2 separate regions of the Homo sapiens genome follow, and region 1 is linked to region 2. A link is a loop called in an ENCODE intact Hi-C map of the cell type or tissue named here. Cell type or tissue: gastrocnemius medialis. All regions are shown on one strand. Each heading gives the region's core, and the rest is flanking DNA. Links, peaks and the distances in the headings are about the cores only.

Region 1 (8,288 bases), core at 289-8,288, 85 kb before region 2:
CTGGCCAACATGGTGAAACCCCATTTCTATTAAAAATGCAAAAATTAGCCGGGCGTGGTGGCATGCACCTGTAATCCCAGCTACTTGGGAGGCTGAGGCAGGAGAATTGCTTGAACCCGGGAGGTGGAGGTTGCAGTGAGCTGAGATTGCACCACTGTACTCTAGCCTGGGCAACAGAGCAAGACTCCGTCTCTGGGAAAAAAAAAAAAAAAAGTATCATTCTGGCTGCTCTATAGAAATGGATGGCAGAGGCAAGAGTGGCCTCTGAGAGGCCAGGCCAGGGACGAGCCAGGCTTGTCCCGGTGAGAGGTGATGGGAGCTTGGGCCAGGATGGAAGCCGGGGGGGTGGGTGGCGGGGGCGGCCCGGTTCCGGGACTCTTTGGAATGGGCTCATCCATGGACCGGATGTGACGAGAAAGGGAAGCAGCAAGGTGACTTGCATTGTTTGGGTTGAGCAGGTGAAGGCGGGGGCTGCTGACCCGAGATGGGAAAGCCCAAAGGAGGAGCAGGTGTTAAATTTGAGACGCTTCTTCGACACATCCAGGGGGCCCTGCAAGCCTAGTCTCAGAGAGCGGTCAGTGGGGGAGTTGTCTGCACATAGGCGACTTCAGAGCTGCCACCCTGGGTGAGGTCACCAGAAGTAGGGGCTAGAGAGCGAGGAGAAGAGGGCTGAGGCTGAGCCCTGCTTAGAGGCCAGGAGGGTGGGGGCTGAAGGGACCCAGTAGATTTTGGTGTCCTGGATGCCAAGTGAGGAAGGGGCTTTCAGAAGGGCAAAGTAGCAGCAGGTCAAGTACATGGACGGCTGAGAACCGTCCATCAGCTTTGGCAACAAGGAATTGGCAGTTGACCTTGAGGAGAGTCACTTGGGTCAGGGGGCACGGGAGGAGCCTGATGGAGTGGCTGGAGGAAGACAGACAGGGTATTCGTCTCCTGGAGCTGCTGAACACATTACCACAAGCAGGACAGCTGAAAACAGCAGAAGCGCTCAGGAGGCCAGGTGTCTGCGATCAGGATGGTAGCGGGCTCGACTGCCTCCGAGCTCTGAGGGGGAGCCCGCCCCATGCCTCCCCTCGCCCCTGGGGGCTGCCGGGAATCCTTGGCGTCCCTTGGTCTGTAGATGCCTCCCTGAGTCCCAGCCTCTGTTTCCCCAGGGTGCTCCACCTGTGTATGTGTCTCTCCGTGGCCCCTCCTCTTCTTAGAGGGACACCAGCCATTGGATTCAGGGCCCACCCCAATCCACTATGCCCTCGTCATAATGAAGTACATCCGCAAGGCCCTGTTTCCAGATAAGGCTCCACTCTGAAGTTCTGGGCAAACATGAATTGGAGGACACTGGTCAACCCGCTTCAGATGTGGAGGCAGCCAGTGTAGACCATCTCCATGAGGCCTTCCTCTCCCTGTGCTGCCACCTGTGGGGGGTGAAAGATGAGCCCGGAGCTCCATCCTCTCACGTCACCCCTACCGATGCTGGGGTGCCCATAGTGAGGTCAGAGCCCACCCAAGTCCCCCGTCCCGGGAGAGTTGGCTTTGCCTTCCAATACAACTAAAGAAGGGGGGTGTCCTGGTGAGATCGAATCCCAGGGTCTGCCCGGGAGCAGAGCATGACAGATGGAGGCTCTGGCCAGGCATGGCTGGATCTGTCATTTTCTTTTTTTTTTTTTTTTTTTTTTTTTTTAGAGATGGGGTCTCACTATGTTGCCTAGGCTGGTCTCAAACTCCTGGGCTCCTAAGTGGTCCTCCTGCCTCGGTCTTCCAAAGTGCTAGGATTACAGGCGTGAGCCACCATGCCCAGCCGGATCTGTTTTCTTGGTGGCAGACCTGATCTGGGGCTTTGCTGTCTCTGTCTTGGAGGTGGAGGTAGTTCCACTCCCTGGGATATCTGGAGAATCATCAGTGTCCCCACCACCCCTGGATTCGACTTCCACGAGGGGCAGCTGTTTGTAGGGCAGCTCCAGCAGTTTGCCTGCGTGTGTGCCTTCCCGGGGGTCTCCCAGCCCACTGTCCCCTGTGGCCTCTTTCCTGCATGCCAGGCAGAACCCCCCCGCAGCAGAGTCCCGGCTTCTACACTGGGGCCGTGGCCGGGCGGAAGTAGGGGTACTGAGTTCTCGACGTTTCCCTGTGCGGCCTCCCCACTGTCCAGCCTGCTGGGGCCACAGGCCCCGTGCTCTGATTCCTCCTCAAGGCTCGAGGCACAAGGCCTTGTGCTGAGGATGCAGCCAGAGAGGCTGCTGTGTCACTCTCCCTCTCTCTCCTGGAGGGCAGGAGTGGAGATGGCCATTGCTGAGTGGGGAGACACAGGGCCTGGCCTGACCCCGGGCCTGCCCGCCACCCTCCCTGGAGATGTGGAAAGGCCTGTTTGCAAGCAGCAGGCTGGCAGGCTGTCCAGGGGGAGCCCCTGACCTTGTGGGTCCTCTGGCTCTACCCCCACTGCTTTAAAGACATCTCCCACTGAGGAGGCATCTTCCATGCAGTTCAGCATTTTCGAATTTTCTTTAACGGCTCCCAGATGGGTTTGGTGTGGTTTGTCGTGGTTGAAGGTTCAGGGAAGGTCAGCTCGTCTCCTCAAGATCAGAGCCTCCTCCCGGGTGCCTCCTTCCTGCACTCCACTCCAGCTGGACTCTGCCGGGAGCTACTCATCGGGAGACTGATACACCGCCACCAGGGCCACCCACCCTCCCTCCCTCCCTTCCTTCCTTCCTTCCATGTCGGGGAGGGGTTGTCCCAGACCCTATTCCCCACACCCTCCAGAAGTTCTGGTCATATGAGGACCGCAGGCTCTCAGAGTTTGGGGGGGATAGGGGACCAAGGGTGTCTGATCACCTAGGTGGATCTCAGGCGTCCTTCCCCAGTTGACAAGGACAAAGGCTCCACGTTGTGTTTGGCTGTGCTCTTTCGTAAGAACTGCGTAGTGTAGAGGAAAACACACACACATCCTATGATGGCCACCCGACCCGTGACATTCTAGAATCCATGTCCTGGAGCGTGGTCCCCACAAGCTGCTTGCAGGGCCAGCCACAGGAGCCATGACAGCTGTCAGCGAGGACATTGCGGAAGCCGGGGCATTCTCTGATGCGGAACATTTTTCCTTGACCTCACCGTTCTGCAGCTCGTTCACTCAGCCCGTGAACTGGGCACAGCACCACACTCTTGAGGCTTGAGTTGGGTTGAAATCTCTCGGGGAACAGTGAGACAGTTGTGGGTTGGGGCTCTGGGGCTGTGCATGTTCACGTGGGCCACCAGGTAGCCGTTTCTCACAGAAATGTGGAAGCTGGTGCACTGTCTCTTCCAGTTCCTCAGGCTTCTGCTCCCAGAAATAGCGCCTGATTGACTTCCTGATTTCTTTGCTGCTCATTCAGCATTGCACTCTCATTCACAGAAATTATTTAAATGAATGAGCGCCTAAGCTTCCTGGGGATGGGCATAGCAGCCAGAGGCCCCAGGCCACAGTGCAGGTGCCCACCCCCTCGGTAGATTTCAGCAGGCACCTGGGTTTGTGGCTGGAGCTGGGTGCAAAGCTGGCAGCCCCCAGTCAAGAGTGTGGAGGTTGGGGAGAACTCCCTGGTACTGGTAGTGACCAGCTGAAATGGGGGCTGGGCATTTTTTCACGGCACGAAGCCCACGTCTGTTTCTGTGGCCATGCATTCTTGGTCTCTGCCCAGCCTTTGGAAAGCAGTTAGACCGGGCCCTATGCGCCATCAGTTTCCTCCTGCAAGATCAAGGAGGCGTGACCTGTTTATGTACTTGAGGACCCAGAGAAGAGACCCATTCACAGGATGCCTGGGTGACTCTGGTCCTATTTTCAGCTCATAACACATCACTGCAGCCATTCACTGCCACTTCTCTAGCCCGTCTTGGTGGATCCCATGACCCATCCCTAACTGGTTTATTCAGTGAGATCCAGAGATGGCCAGGCTGTGGCAAGTCCTCTACCCCACACAGCTGCGTTCACAGGGGATGGATTGTGGCAGCTGGAGGGCCTCATCCCTTTGGAGTCCATGGCTCTCAGACCTTGGACCTGTAACTCTCACCTCCCCAAGCCCATTTCCCTATCTGTAGGTTGGGGTCACAGTCCCCATCAGGCACACGACTGGTGCCCCACAGGCCATGGCTGGGGCTGGGGCTGCGGTGTCAGCCACTCAAAATAAGGCACTGGATGGAGCTGGGGGCTCATGTGGGCCTCTGCAGTTTTAGAAAATTTTTTTTTTTTTGGAGATGGAGTCTCATTCTGTCACCCAGGCTGTAGTGCAGTGGCGCAATCTCAGCTCACTGCAAACCTCTGCCTCCCAGGTTCAAGCAATCCTCCTGCCTCAAACTCCCAAGTAGCTGGGACTACAGGCATGCACGACCACACCCAGCTAATTTTTGTATTTTTAATAGAGATGAGGTTTTGCCACACTGGCCAGGCTGGTCTCAAACTCCTGACCTCAGGTGATCACCCACCTCGGCCTCCCAAAGTGCTGGGATTACAGGCATAAGCCACCGCGTCCAGCCTAGAAACATTTCTTCATGGGTTGATTGGAAACCCGTTACACCAAGAGGGTAGTGACTGAACTCCCTCTCAGCCCTCACTGCTGCAGCCTGGCAGGGCTCTTGGGCCACATTCAGTGGCTCTTGGAGCTTTCTCAGGTGCTTTCCAGCCACGAGGGAGAGCCCCTCCACTTTCCGGCGGGGGCTGAGCCACATTCTCCCGGGAGGGAGCTCAGGGCAGCCCAGACCCCTTGGCCCTGATGCAGGCCAGATGCAGGCGCGCTCCCAAGCAGAGAAGAGAACACACCTGCAAATTCCCCACTCCTCTGTGCAGAAGACCTACTCCCGACAGCCAGGCCAGACCACAGGCTGCGATAAGCACTTCTGGCCTTCAGGATCTTGGCTGCATGGGACTTTGGGGAGAATCTGGTCTGGATTCCGTGTCTTACAGATGGGGAAACAAGTCCGGGCAGACGGAGGGATGTGCTCCAGGTCAGGCTGCGGGGCAGGGTCTGGAGTCACCAGGCTGGGTGTTTTACCCGAGGGAAACCCAACCCTGTGAGGAGCCGGGTGGGTGGAACCCAGTCCCACCCCATCACGAGGGGTCTGTGGGATCCTTGACCTTAAAGAACCCAAGGTTATTTCATTCCTCCATTCGTCTCCAATCAGAGCTCCTCTTAATCATCCTAAGCTGGCCACGAAAGGCCCCCTTTCAAAATTCTCCATTAAAAATACAGAACATTTCAGTTCCTTGTCAGGAGCTGTGGCTGTGACCGTCCATGGGGGATGAAGAGCAGTGGTCCCTCTTCTTTTGTTTATTTATTTTTTCAGTTTTGGGGTTTTTTTGTTGTTGTTTTGTTGTTGTTGTTGTCGTTGTTGTTGTTGGTTTTTCTGAGACAGAGTCTTGCTCCGTCACCCCAGGCTGGAGTGCGATGGTGTGATCTCGGGTCACTGCAACCTCCACCTCCCAGGTTCAAGTGATTCTCCTGCCTTAGCCTCCCGAGTAGCCGGGACTACAGGCCCATGCCACCATGCCTGGCTCATTTTTGTATACTAATTTTAGTAGAGATGAGGGTTCACCATGTTGGCCAGGCTGGTCTTGAACTCCTGCCCTCAGGTAATGCGCCGGCCTCGGCCTCCCGAAGTGCTGGGATTACAGGCGTGAGCCACCACACCTGGCCTGTTTTCATTTTTGAGACAAGGTCTCTGTTACGCAGGCTGGAATACAGTGGCACAATCACAGCTTACTGCAGCCTTGACCTCCTGGGCCCAACCGATCCTCTCGCCTCAGTCTCCCAAGTCCTGGCTGATTTTTATTTTTTGTAGCGATGAGGTCTCCCTATGTTGCTCAGGCTGGTCTCAAACTCCTGGGCTCAAGCAGTCTTCTGTCCTTGGCCTCCCAAAGTGCTGGGATTACAGGTATGAGCCACTGTGCCTGACCTGGTCCCTCTTCTTTTAAAGCTTGGGGTTTAGTAAATGCATTATCAAGCCTAAGGTCCATTCTTCTATTTTGTAACAGCTTTACTGAGCTATAATTCACATACCTTACAATTCACCCATTAAAGTATCCAATTCAGTGGCCTCTTGCGTGGTGAGATGTAGGAAACAATTTTAGAACATTTTCATCACCCCAAAAAGAAACCCTATACCCATAAGCAGCCTCTCTCCATTCTGCCATGCCCCACCCGTAGTGTTTGGTCTTCAGTAATTGATTTTCGTATATTTGAGACACATTGGTGAATATTAAAGAACTTTAATCCACTTTTTACTGGTAGGATGGAGTTTTGCGGGTTCCTTTTAGTTTTGGGGGCTATTTTGCTCACAAAGGAGTCTCAAAGTCAAGGGGAGACCGTGGATGAAGCCTCAGATCCATTAGTTTCAGGGCTTTCCATCTGCAGAACAGCGTGGGCGGCCCCACGAAGGTCCAGGTGTGCTCACTCCTACCTGGTTTCAGGAAAGAGAGCAAAGAGGGGTCTGCTCTGGCGAAGCGGGCGAGCAGGGCCGCGCAGCCTTCCAACGCTCAGAAGCCTTGGAAGGCATGAGTTTCAGACTCCTGAGATCTGAAGCTGACGGCTCATCTGAGATGCAGCTGAATGAACTCAGCCTCCTTTGTAGGAAGGCAAGGCTGGGCGCTCTGGGAACACAGGATGGAGGTGCCTGGGAGGCTGCAGCTGGAAGCGCTCTGTAACCCTGGGGCCTGAGGCAGCTCTGCCCAAGTTCCCCTGGCTGTGAGAGAGCCCCATGTGCCTGGGGCAGTTGCGGGGAGAAGGCCCAGGCAGCTCTGGGGGATCAGCTGAAACTGGGCTGGCATTTCCAGTTTCCTGGGGCCTGAGCTTGGCCTGGGCCCTCAGCCTCACTGTCAGACAGAAGCACAGACACCCGGGGTTTCTCTGTCTCCATGTGGCACAGAAATGACACCTTCAGGCCGTGGGGCCAGCCAGGCCTGTCACGTATGATTCAGGACAGGGTTTGCCATGTCTTCCTTTGCAGCATGGTTAGTGGCTAAGGGCATGGACGCTGGGCCCAGGCTGCCTGGATTCAGATCCCAGCCCTGAACCTTGGCACACTGGGTGTCCCCTCTGTGCCTGTGTGTCCTCAGTTCTTTTTTTTTTTTTTTTGGACCGAGTCTTGCTCTGTCGCCCAGCTAGAGTGCAGTGGCGTGATCTCAGCCCACTGCAACCTCCATCTCCCAGGTTCAAGCGATTCTCCTGCCTCAGACTCCTGAGTAGCTGGGATTACAGGCACACACCACCACGCCCAACTAATTTTTGTATTTTTAGTAGAGACGGGGTTTCACCATGTTGGCCAGGCTGGTCTTGAACTCCTGGCCTCAAATGATCCACCCACCTTGGCCTCCCAAAATGCTGGGATTACCAGCGTGAACCACCATGCCCAGCTAGTCTTCAGCTTTAAAACAGAGGTGAGAATGGTATCTGAGAGCAGCTGGTAACAGAAAATGATTCCCTTCCTGAAGCTAGTGCTGGGGGTGCGTGCCAGGAAGAGCTGGCTCCCATGTGTTCCGACCGACAGGCCCCAATGGCAGCTGCTTGCCTGGACAGGCAGAGTCACCAGTGGGGAAGAGCAGGGATCGCCTGGGTTCGAATCCTAGCTGCATCTCCTGCCAGCAGGGCGACCCCTGGCAAGTCATTTAGACTCTGTCCCTCAGTTTCCTCATCTGTAAAATGGGGATGAAGGTAATGGTGTCTCTGTGACTATTAAGTCATTCATAAGAAACCACTGTGAGGATTAAATGAGTGTTAGCAGAGGGCTCGCCCAGGTGCCCAGCCCAGGGTGGGCTCCTGGTGGCAGCTATTCACATGCTAAATTTAAAATGAAAAAGCATTGCATTTTTCATTGTTTCTTTACTGATTTGAGTGAATACTAATCAGTGATAATATTGCTGCTGTGGTTAGCGCTGTTTGCTGAACACCCACCCAAGCTGCGCTGACCTGCAGTTTCTCTGTCTCCCCAGCCGAGCCGCTGCCGCTCATGGATTTGTGCCGTCGCTCGGTGCGCCTGGCCCTGGGGAGGGAGCGCCTGGGGGAGATCCACACGCTGCCGCTGCCGGCTTCCCTCAAGGCCTACCTCCTCTACCAGTGACGTTCGCCATCATACCGCCAGCGCGACAGCCACCTGGTGCCAACTCACTGAGCCGCCTGCCGCTGGGGCCGCCGCACCCTGCACCTTGGACCGGCATCCGTAGCCATGGACAGAGGTCCCTGGTCTTCCCTCATCCTCCGTGGCTGCCTCCATGGGACAAGGACCGATTCCAACACAGGCTCCTCTTTCCCCCTTCCCGACATCAGCAGAAGGCAGCATCC
Region 2 (8,323 bases), core at 97-8,096:
TGGTCTGGATGTAGCCATTTTCATATATTTTTAAGAAGACAGACTGTTTCATGGGGCGACATGATTTGTTAATAACTAGTATTATAATTAAACTTACAATAAAAGAAATACGTGGCTTAAATAAAACAACCGTATATCAACCCTATCAATACTGAGGCTATGATTATCCTTCTGGTTGCAGTAAGTAAACTGAAGCACAGAGCAACCCTGATTTACCCACAGCAGATGGTCAGTGATGTGAGGGCCATAGGAAGAACAGAAGGGGCCGACGCGGTGGCTCAGGCCTGTAATCCCAGCACTGTGGGAGGCCGAGGCGGGCAGGTCACTTGAGGTCAGTAGTTTGAGACCAGCCTGGCCAACATGGTGAAAGCCCATCTCTACTAAAAATACAAAAATTAGCTGGGCGTGGTGGCGTGCTCCTGTAGTCCCAGCTACTTAGGAGGCTGAGGCAAGAGAATCGATTGAACCTGGGAGGTGGTGGTTGCAGAGAGCCAAGATCACATCACTGCACTCCAGCCTGGGTGGCAGAGCGAGACTCCGTCTCAAAAAAGAAACGAGTAATAAATAAATAAATAGAAATGTAAAAATAAAGGGAAAAAAAAGCACTGAACTAGAAGGAAAGTGCACCTAGTCTACTTTCAGGGAATCCTTCGGGCTCTGAGAGAAATCTGACTCAAAAACTAATTTTAGACCAGAAATTCAACGCAGTAGTTGAATTCATACAACTCAGTAGTTGAGTTCATACAGTTCTCTCTAGAAAAGGTCTACACACAACCAAATACAAATGAAGCTAAATTTCCACAAAAAACATTAAAGCTACATCTAATTTTTGATGAAGTGTTGCAGAGACCACCCCCCACTTCCGTCCTAATGGTTTGAGACACGTTTTCTTTTTTTTTTTCTTTTCTTTTTTTTTTTTTTTTTTTAATATACAGTATCGCTGTGTCACCCAGGCTGGAGTACAGTGGCACAATTTCGGCTCATCGCAACCTCTGCCTCCTGGGTTCAAGCAATTATCGTGCCTCAGACTCCCAAGTAGCTGGGATTACAAGCATGCACCACCACACCTGGCTAATTTTTTTAATATTCTTAGTAGAGATGGGGTTTCGCCATGTTGGCCAGGTTGGTCTCGAACTCCTGACCTCAGTTGATTCACCCACCTTGGCCTCCCAAAGTGCTGGGATTACAGGTGTGAGCCATCACGCCTGGCCGAGACATGTTTTCAAGCCTTGAGGTGCATTCCAGTACACCCAGCTCACTTTGTAATATCTGAATTTTCCTGAGTCAAGGTTTAAATTCCACTTCAATGATATGGGCCACAGTAGTAAAAAGTGTGGTGTTTGCATCAATGTCTGTGTAAGGACTCTACTCGAATTAGGATGAGCCCGTTGACAATGGAGCCTGATTTCCTGCATTCAAAGTGTTATCTATACAGTGTCATTCATGTGAGTCCATTAATAGTATTTGGTAATGAGGAGGAGGGTGGGAAGGATGGGAAAGGCATTCCCGGGGAACAGCCAGCACCTTGGTTCATGTGAGCTGCCCAGTGATGCTGATGCTATAGCTTGACTAACACATCACTGTTCCCAACCCCCTTCTCGCTTGCCATCTCCACTCAGGAGGCTGGGAAAGCCAGATGCACCTGGCCCAGTTCTACCAAAGGACACACACGTGCATGCCTTCCAAAGGCCCTCGAGGAGAGGTCTTGCTTTTCTTCAATAAGAGACAGATAGGACTAGAAATGCCCCTTCCCCTTCTTCCTACCTTGACTCTGGGTGTGATTCCCAGAGCAGCGGCAGCCATTTATGACCATGAGGTGACCAGCAACTTTTGAAGCCACTAGTAGCTTCCAGTAGGACACTGGAAATGCCTAGAATATCAATAAACCAAAGAAGACCAGCTATGCTATTACAACTATCTCCTGGTCCTGCTACCTTCAGCAAATATAATGGAACAAGACGTTAAAAATGATTCTGTTTTGGCTGGGCACAGTGGCTTACGCCTGTAATCCCAGCACTTTGGGAGGCTGAAGCAGGCAGATCACCCAAGATCAGGAGTTCAAGGCCAGCCTGGGCAACAAGGCGAAACCCTGTCTCTACTAAAATACAAACATGAGCCAGGTGTGGTGGCACATGCCTGTAAACTCAGCTACTTGGGAGGCTGAGGCAGGAGAATTGCTTGAACCCAGGAGGCAGAGGTTGCAGTGAGCTGAGATCCAGCCGCTGCACTCCAGCCTGGGTAGATAGAGCAAGACTCTGTCTCAAAAAATAAAAATAAAAAAGATACTGTTTCAATTCTGGCAAAACTCCTGAGGCGGAAAACAAACCAGTAGGTGCCAACAACTCCAATGTTCTGAAGTGAGGTACTGAACCAGCTCACCGGGGCCTGCAAAGAGGCTTCCGGGAACCTGTGACCGCCCCTAGGGCAGAAGGTGGCAAGGTCAAGAGAGGTTAGAATGAGAGATGACTTTTTGTTTGTTTTTTTTTTGAGACAGAGTTTCGCTCTTAGTGCCCAGGCTGGAGTGCAGTGACGCCTATCTTGGCTCACTGCAGCCTCCACCTCCGAGGTTCAAGGGATTCTCCTGCCTCAGCCTCCTGAGTAGCTGGGATTACAGGCGGCTGCCACCACGCCTAGCTAATTTTTTCGTATTTTTAGTAGAGACGAGGTTTCACCATGTTGGCCAGGCTGGTCTCAAACTCTTGACCTCCTGACGGGTGATCCGCCTGTCTCAGCCTCCCAAAATGCTGAGATTGCAGGCGTGAGTCACTGCGCCTGGCCGACAGAACTTCTTTTGAGACAGTGCTTGGATGCTGGGGTACTTTTCTTCCCCATCCCGTCCCTGCTGTGGATGAAACAAGGGGGGCCTAGTAAGAAGGACTTCAAGGAGACCCTTCAGAGAGCTGTCAGAGGTACCCAAGAGCTTGGGGACCTGACAACTGGTGTCTGTCACCTGCCTGAGAAATCCTAAAGGCAAGAAGACCTGAAGTCAAAACAAGAAAAGGTGAGGCTGAGTGCAGTGGCTCACACCTGTAATCTCAGCATTTTTGGGAGGCCCAGGCGGGAAGATCGCTTGATTGCAAGAGTTCAAGACCAGCCTGGCCAACATAGCAAAACCCCATCTCTACAAAAATACAAGAATTAGCCAGGTGTGGCAGTGCACACCTGTAATCTCAGCTACTAGGAAGGCTGAGGCATGAGGATCATTTGAACCCGGGAGGCAGAGGTTGCAGTGAACCGAGATCGTGCCACTGCACTTCAGCCTGGGCAACAGAGCGAGACTCTGTTTCAAAAACAAACAAACAAAAAAAGAACAAGGAAAGGTGGCTTCCCTGGGGAGAGTGCCACCTCCTGGGACAAAGGATGCATGAGTGCTTCCCATGGACTGGACACGGACCCTGAGAAGGAACTGCCCAGGGGGGCCACCAGGAGAAATGGCTGAGCCAGGGAACCCAGGCGTCCGCTGAAGATGTCCTCACCCCCTCAAGTGAGCAACACCCCAGCTTCCAGGAAGTCTCCAAGGAATGCTTCAGCCCCTCACAGGAGAAAAATTCGCTTGAAATATTTACACAGCCAAAGGAAATGATGGTGGGGGCTGACAGGGGTACCGCCCCTCCTCCCACTTCACCCTGCAGGAGTCCAGGCAGCCCAGGGAGTGGGAGGGAGGCCGGCAGACAGGAAGGCTACTGGCTGGGAAGAATTTTAACTTCAAGGGGTCCCTGTCACAAACAGAGCACTGTGGACTTGAAGTGACCGGAGGATTTTTCTTATCCAAGAGCTGCTGGAAGGTCACATGGCTGTGAGAGATTTCATCTTAGGACTGGGGGCAAACCAGCCCCCACCCCACCCAGCAATGTTAGTGTTGAATATTCCCTGGAGAATAAAGAAGAGGTTTCCTTCTGCTGTAGCCACAAACCTGCTGTGTCACACGCCAGTTTCACAAACATGGCGTGTGATCCCCACGGGGTGGGGGGAACAGTTGTATTTTTAGATGAAACCTGAGTATTTCTCTGGTCTCTTCTCCCAAACGCTAACCTCCTTGGAAATCTGTGCATGTTCTAGAGCAAAATACTACTTGGAATTTAGATCTTCAGTTTATTAAATAAGAAGTAGCTTCAAGGAGCATAGAATTACATGGTTCCTTTTAAAATGTGCACATAAAGCAACTCTTTTCCCCTGTCATTTTCCATCCTGCAGGCATCCTGCTGGAACTGGGAAGATTGGCTCAGACTGAGTTCCAAACTACGTATCGGCTGGTGAGAGATGAACTGGGTCTTTGCACCAGACAATCTTGTTGAAAATCACCAGACCAAAAGTAGCTGATGCTTATCTGTCTCTGTCGAATTCCCAGGAATCCTGCGGGTGGCGGGGGCGGGAGGGGGGGTCTGAGCCCACGTGGGAAGCCTTGTTAGCCTGTGCCTGGGGGCGTCAGAAGAGGGAGATTGGGCAATTTCTGCTTCTTCACTCCCGCCACCCTCATCTCGCTTGGGGCTCACTCTTTCCAAGTTCTCTTGGTCCCTTTGCCAAGGCAGGGGAGACCCAGCCAGGATATTTATAGTGTTGGTACATGACTGGGCAGCTAGTGGGAGCAGATGTTTTCTGATATGGGCAAAGGGAGCTATTTCTACTGGGAGCTGGATGAAAGTTAGCCAGAAAGGAAGCCGCAGCCATAACTGATGTTCCTGTCCTCTCAACACTGGAGAAGGTACCCCACATCCTTACATGAGCGTGTTCCCCGTCCTCACTGCCTTAACAGCTCAATCCAGGAGATGTGGACTGTGCCAGGCGCTGGGTGGACACTGAGATAAATAAGACAAGGCCCACCTCTTATGATGGTGCAGGAAAACCACTTGTGATGACCCACTCCATCCCTGCAGGCCGAGACCCCATGGGAGCCCAGTAACAGCCGCATGGTGGCGGCTATTGGGCCTGGGGACAGTGGTGGGGTGGCAAGAGGGAAGGAGAAGTCAAGATGAGCCACACGGCCAGTGATGGCTCACTTGGCTTTGACGGATGGGTGGGGGAGGTCCAGGGGAAAAGAGCAGAGGGAACAGAGGCTTTGCTGCCTACCTGATGCATTCTGGGAACATCAAGATGCATTAGATGGGGCCAGAAGGCAGGGGGTTTCCTGAGGGTGTCGGAGGAGGAGGCTGAACAGGTGAGCTGGGGCCAGGCTGCAAAGGATCACCTTCCACACTCAGGAATGTGGACTTTGGTAGACTTCACCTTTAGGCAGGAGGAGCTGGTAAAGGTTTCTAGGGAGGAAAGGGATTCTTATTCTAGGAAGCAACGAGAACTGTGGATCTGTGAGCAGGTTTCTCCCTGTGTCCCCATGCCCTGCGGCACCATACCTGACACGGTCATTGCTCCGTAAGTGCTTGTTGAAGGAGCAGACCCACATGTGGCATCTCTGTCTCCAGACTGTCCATGAGATGAGACGGTCACTAAGATCACTAAGTGTGGCAGGCCTTTCTCAGGGCCCCGACCTCAAAACAGGTCCAGGCAGATTCCTGCATGCCTGACGGCAGCCGTAGACATCATCTCCTTCCAGAGGGGTTCAAGCGCACCCAGACCCTGGAGCAGGTCCAAGCCTCCCCAAGGCTTCTTCTCCTGGCTGCCACCTGCCCTGGAGCCCAGCCTTGCCCTGTCCCTGCTCTGATCCTGTCTGAGCCTGTGCCTGTAGCTTCATCTCCATGCCAGCCTCAACCCAAACTGGGTGTCACCTCTTTCCTTCTATTTGAAAATTATGTGTATTGGCCAGGCACAGTGGCTCACACCTGTAATCCCAGCTCTTTGGGAGGCCGAGGCAGGGGCATCACTTGAGGTCAGGAGTTCGAGACCAGCCTGGCCAACATGGCAAAACCCTGTCTCTCTTAAAATACAAAAATTAGCTAAGTGTGGTGGTGGGGGCCTGTAATCCCAGCTACTTGGGAGATTGAGGCAGGAGAATCACTTGAACCCAGGAGGTGGAGGTTGCAGTGAGCCAGGATCGAGCCACTATACTCCAGCTGAGGCGACAGAGTAAGACTCCGTCTCAAAAAGAAAAGAAAAGAAAATTAAGTGTATTAGCCCATTTTCACGCTGCTGATAAAGACATATCCAAAACTGGATAATTTAGAAAGGAAAGAGGTTTAATGGACTCACAGTTCCACATGGCTGGGGAGGCCTCACAATCATGGCAGAAGGCAAAAGTCATGTCTTACGTGGAGGCAGGCAAAAAGAGAGCTTGTGCAGGGGAACTTCCCGTTTATAAAACCGTCAGACCTCGTGAGGCCCTTTAGAAAACCATCAGATCTCATAATATTCACTGTCATGAGAACAGCTCAGGAAAGACTTGCCCCCATAATTCAATTACCTCCTACCGGGTCCCTCCTACAACACGTGGTAATCATGGGAGCTACAATTCAAGATGAGGTTTGGGTGGGGACACAGCCAAACCGTATCAGCAAGTAATAGTAACAATGACAACAAAAGACGTCTCTGTGCATCACAGCCTTTGCTGAAGGTCTGAGGATACAGAGGGTATTTACAAACACAAATAACTTAAAATGGAATATTCACCTTGTCCTGTTCTTAAATCTCCTCAAGCCATTTCTGTCAACTGGATTCTGGCCCCACCCACGGGCTGCCTATATTCCTTCTTTCTTCTCTCTCTTCCCAAATGCCTGTTCTCCCATTATGCAGAACTGAAGGTTTTGTTTTTGGTTTTTTGGTCTCTTTTTCACCTACCCATGAGGACCTCTCCTGTCACCACTCAGCCGGGTATTTTCCTAAACAAAGACATTTTGTTCCCCAATAAGAACCTGGTTCCACAGGTAAGAAGGTCATTTCTCTCACCCCACAGCATTCTGGAGCAGTGTGGTGTTGTGTGTACCCAGGCCTGTACGCAGCGTCTTAGGGGCCAAGAAAACTAAGTCCTATCATTGGGGCCCATGAATTTCATCACTCGCTAAGCTGGGTGATTACAACTATATATATGCACAAAGGCAAAGAAAGAGACCCATCTGTGCAGGCTGAAGCCTAGGGGACGGGAAAGAAGCTATTTCAATGACCTTACAAGGGAAGGATGAACACTCCCGAGGGCCGGGCGCTGGGGCTCATGCCTGTAATCCCAGCACTTTGGGAGCCCAGGCAGGAAGATTGCTTGAGCCCAGGAGTTCGAGACCAGCCTGGGCGACATAGTGAGAAATCCCATCTCTACAAAAAATATAAAAATTAGCCAGGCGTGGTGGTACATGTCTGTAGTCCCAGCTACTTGGAAGGCTGAGGCAGGAGGATCATTTAAGCCCAGGAGGCTCAGGCTGCAGTGAGCCATCATCCGGCCACTGCACTCCAGCCTGGGCCATATAGAGTGAGGTCCTGTCTCAAAAAAACAAAACAAAACAAAAACACGCCTGGGCAATTTATCAGCTTTCAGAGAAGGAGATGACGGAGGTAGGAGAAGAAAGGCTCTTGGCTAAGCTTCAGGGATGGGGAGGATGGGAGAGTACAATGACAATATCAGGAAGATGGAAAGAGAAGCAGAAAATAAATGGAGTTTGAATGCATTGAGAGGAGGAGACAGAGTCGGAGAGCCTCCCATGCAGGGTTGTGATTGTCTGTGAGCTCTGAACAAGCAGAGCCCAGCACAGCCAAGGACAGCACAGTGGAAGGAGCGCTGGACAGGTGGGTCAGGGCTGTACTTGGCAGACAGCAGTGTTTCCACCAGCACAGCCCTCCGACCTTGGCCCTGAGTTGCTGTCGAGTTCTTGGTGGACCTTGTCTTTCTACAGGGATCAGGAACTTGCTGGAAAGCCCTGGTGTACTTGTGACCCTTAGGTATGTTCAATTAAGTGTAGCCTAACTCTGCCTCCTTGCATATTCTAAGTTCACCCTAAGGGTTTCTCTGTGCATAGTAAACTGTCACCTCACTGAATATGTAAACAGACTGCAACCTACTCTAGTGCCAATCACCAAGTTTTGGCCAATGAAAGGCAGTCAACTGTTCAAACCTGGTTCAAATAAGGTGAACACCCAGCTGTAACCAATCCGACTCTTTCTGTATCTAATTCTGTTTTCTGTACATCACTTTCCTTTTTATGTCCATAAATCTTCCTCCACCACATGGCTACGCTGGAGTCTCTCTGAGCCTACTCTGGTCTAGGGGCTGCCCGATTCGCAAACCGTTCTTTGCTTAATTAACCTCTATTAAATATAATTTGTCTAAGGTTTTTCTTTTAACAGGTGTTTGGTTCAAATTCTCTGTTTCTTCTTGGCATGCTTCGAAGGCTTTCCAGGTAATCCAGATTATTCTTCCCACTAACTTGGTATGTTCTTTGTCATATAG

What was found. Hi-C counts contacts between places; a loop is a spot of excess contacts. Peaks named below come from ENCODE experiments on the same cell type or tissue, not always from the same donor. Only the 100,000 strongest peaks of a DNase experiment are listed, where the experiment ranks them.
Region 1: a loop joins it to region 2, with 2.6 times the contacts of the local background. A loop is called at or near these places in 16 of 110 quality-filtered maps.

What each region holds. Positions count from the first base shown.
Region 1 is chr1:9,359,509-9,367,796 of GRCh38, forward strand. It overlaps SPSB1 (splA/ryanodine receptor domain and SOCS box containing 1), which reads left to right. Exons shown (of 3, transcript NM_025106.4): 3 at 7,940-8,288. The coding sequence ends at 8,067. Among named protein-coding and RNA genes, the nearest start is that of LINC02606, 65 kb to the right of the region's middle. In gastrocnemius medialis, for the core only: no CTCF peak of the experiment used is centred there; a DNase peak (open chromatin) is centred at 3,783; H3K27ac peaks cover 1,779 bases.
Region 2 is chr1:9,444,999-9,453,321 of GRCh38, forward strand. No RefSeq gene overlaps it. Among named protein-coding and RNA genes, the nearest start is that of LINC02606, 20 kb to the left of the region's middle. In gastrocnemius medialis, for the core only: a CTCF peak has its summit at 3,362 (motif pointing left); DNase peaks (open chromatin) are centred at 3,363, 3,933 and 4,543; H3K4me3 peaks cover 1,119 bases; H3K27ac peaks cover 5,715 bases.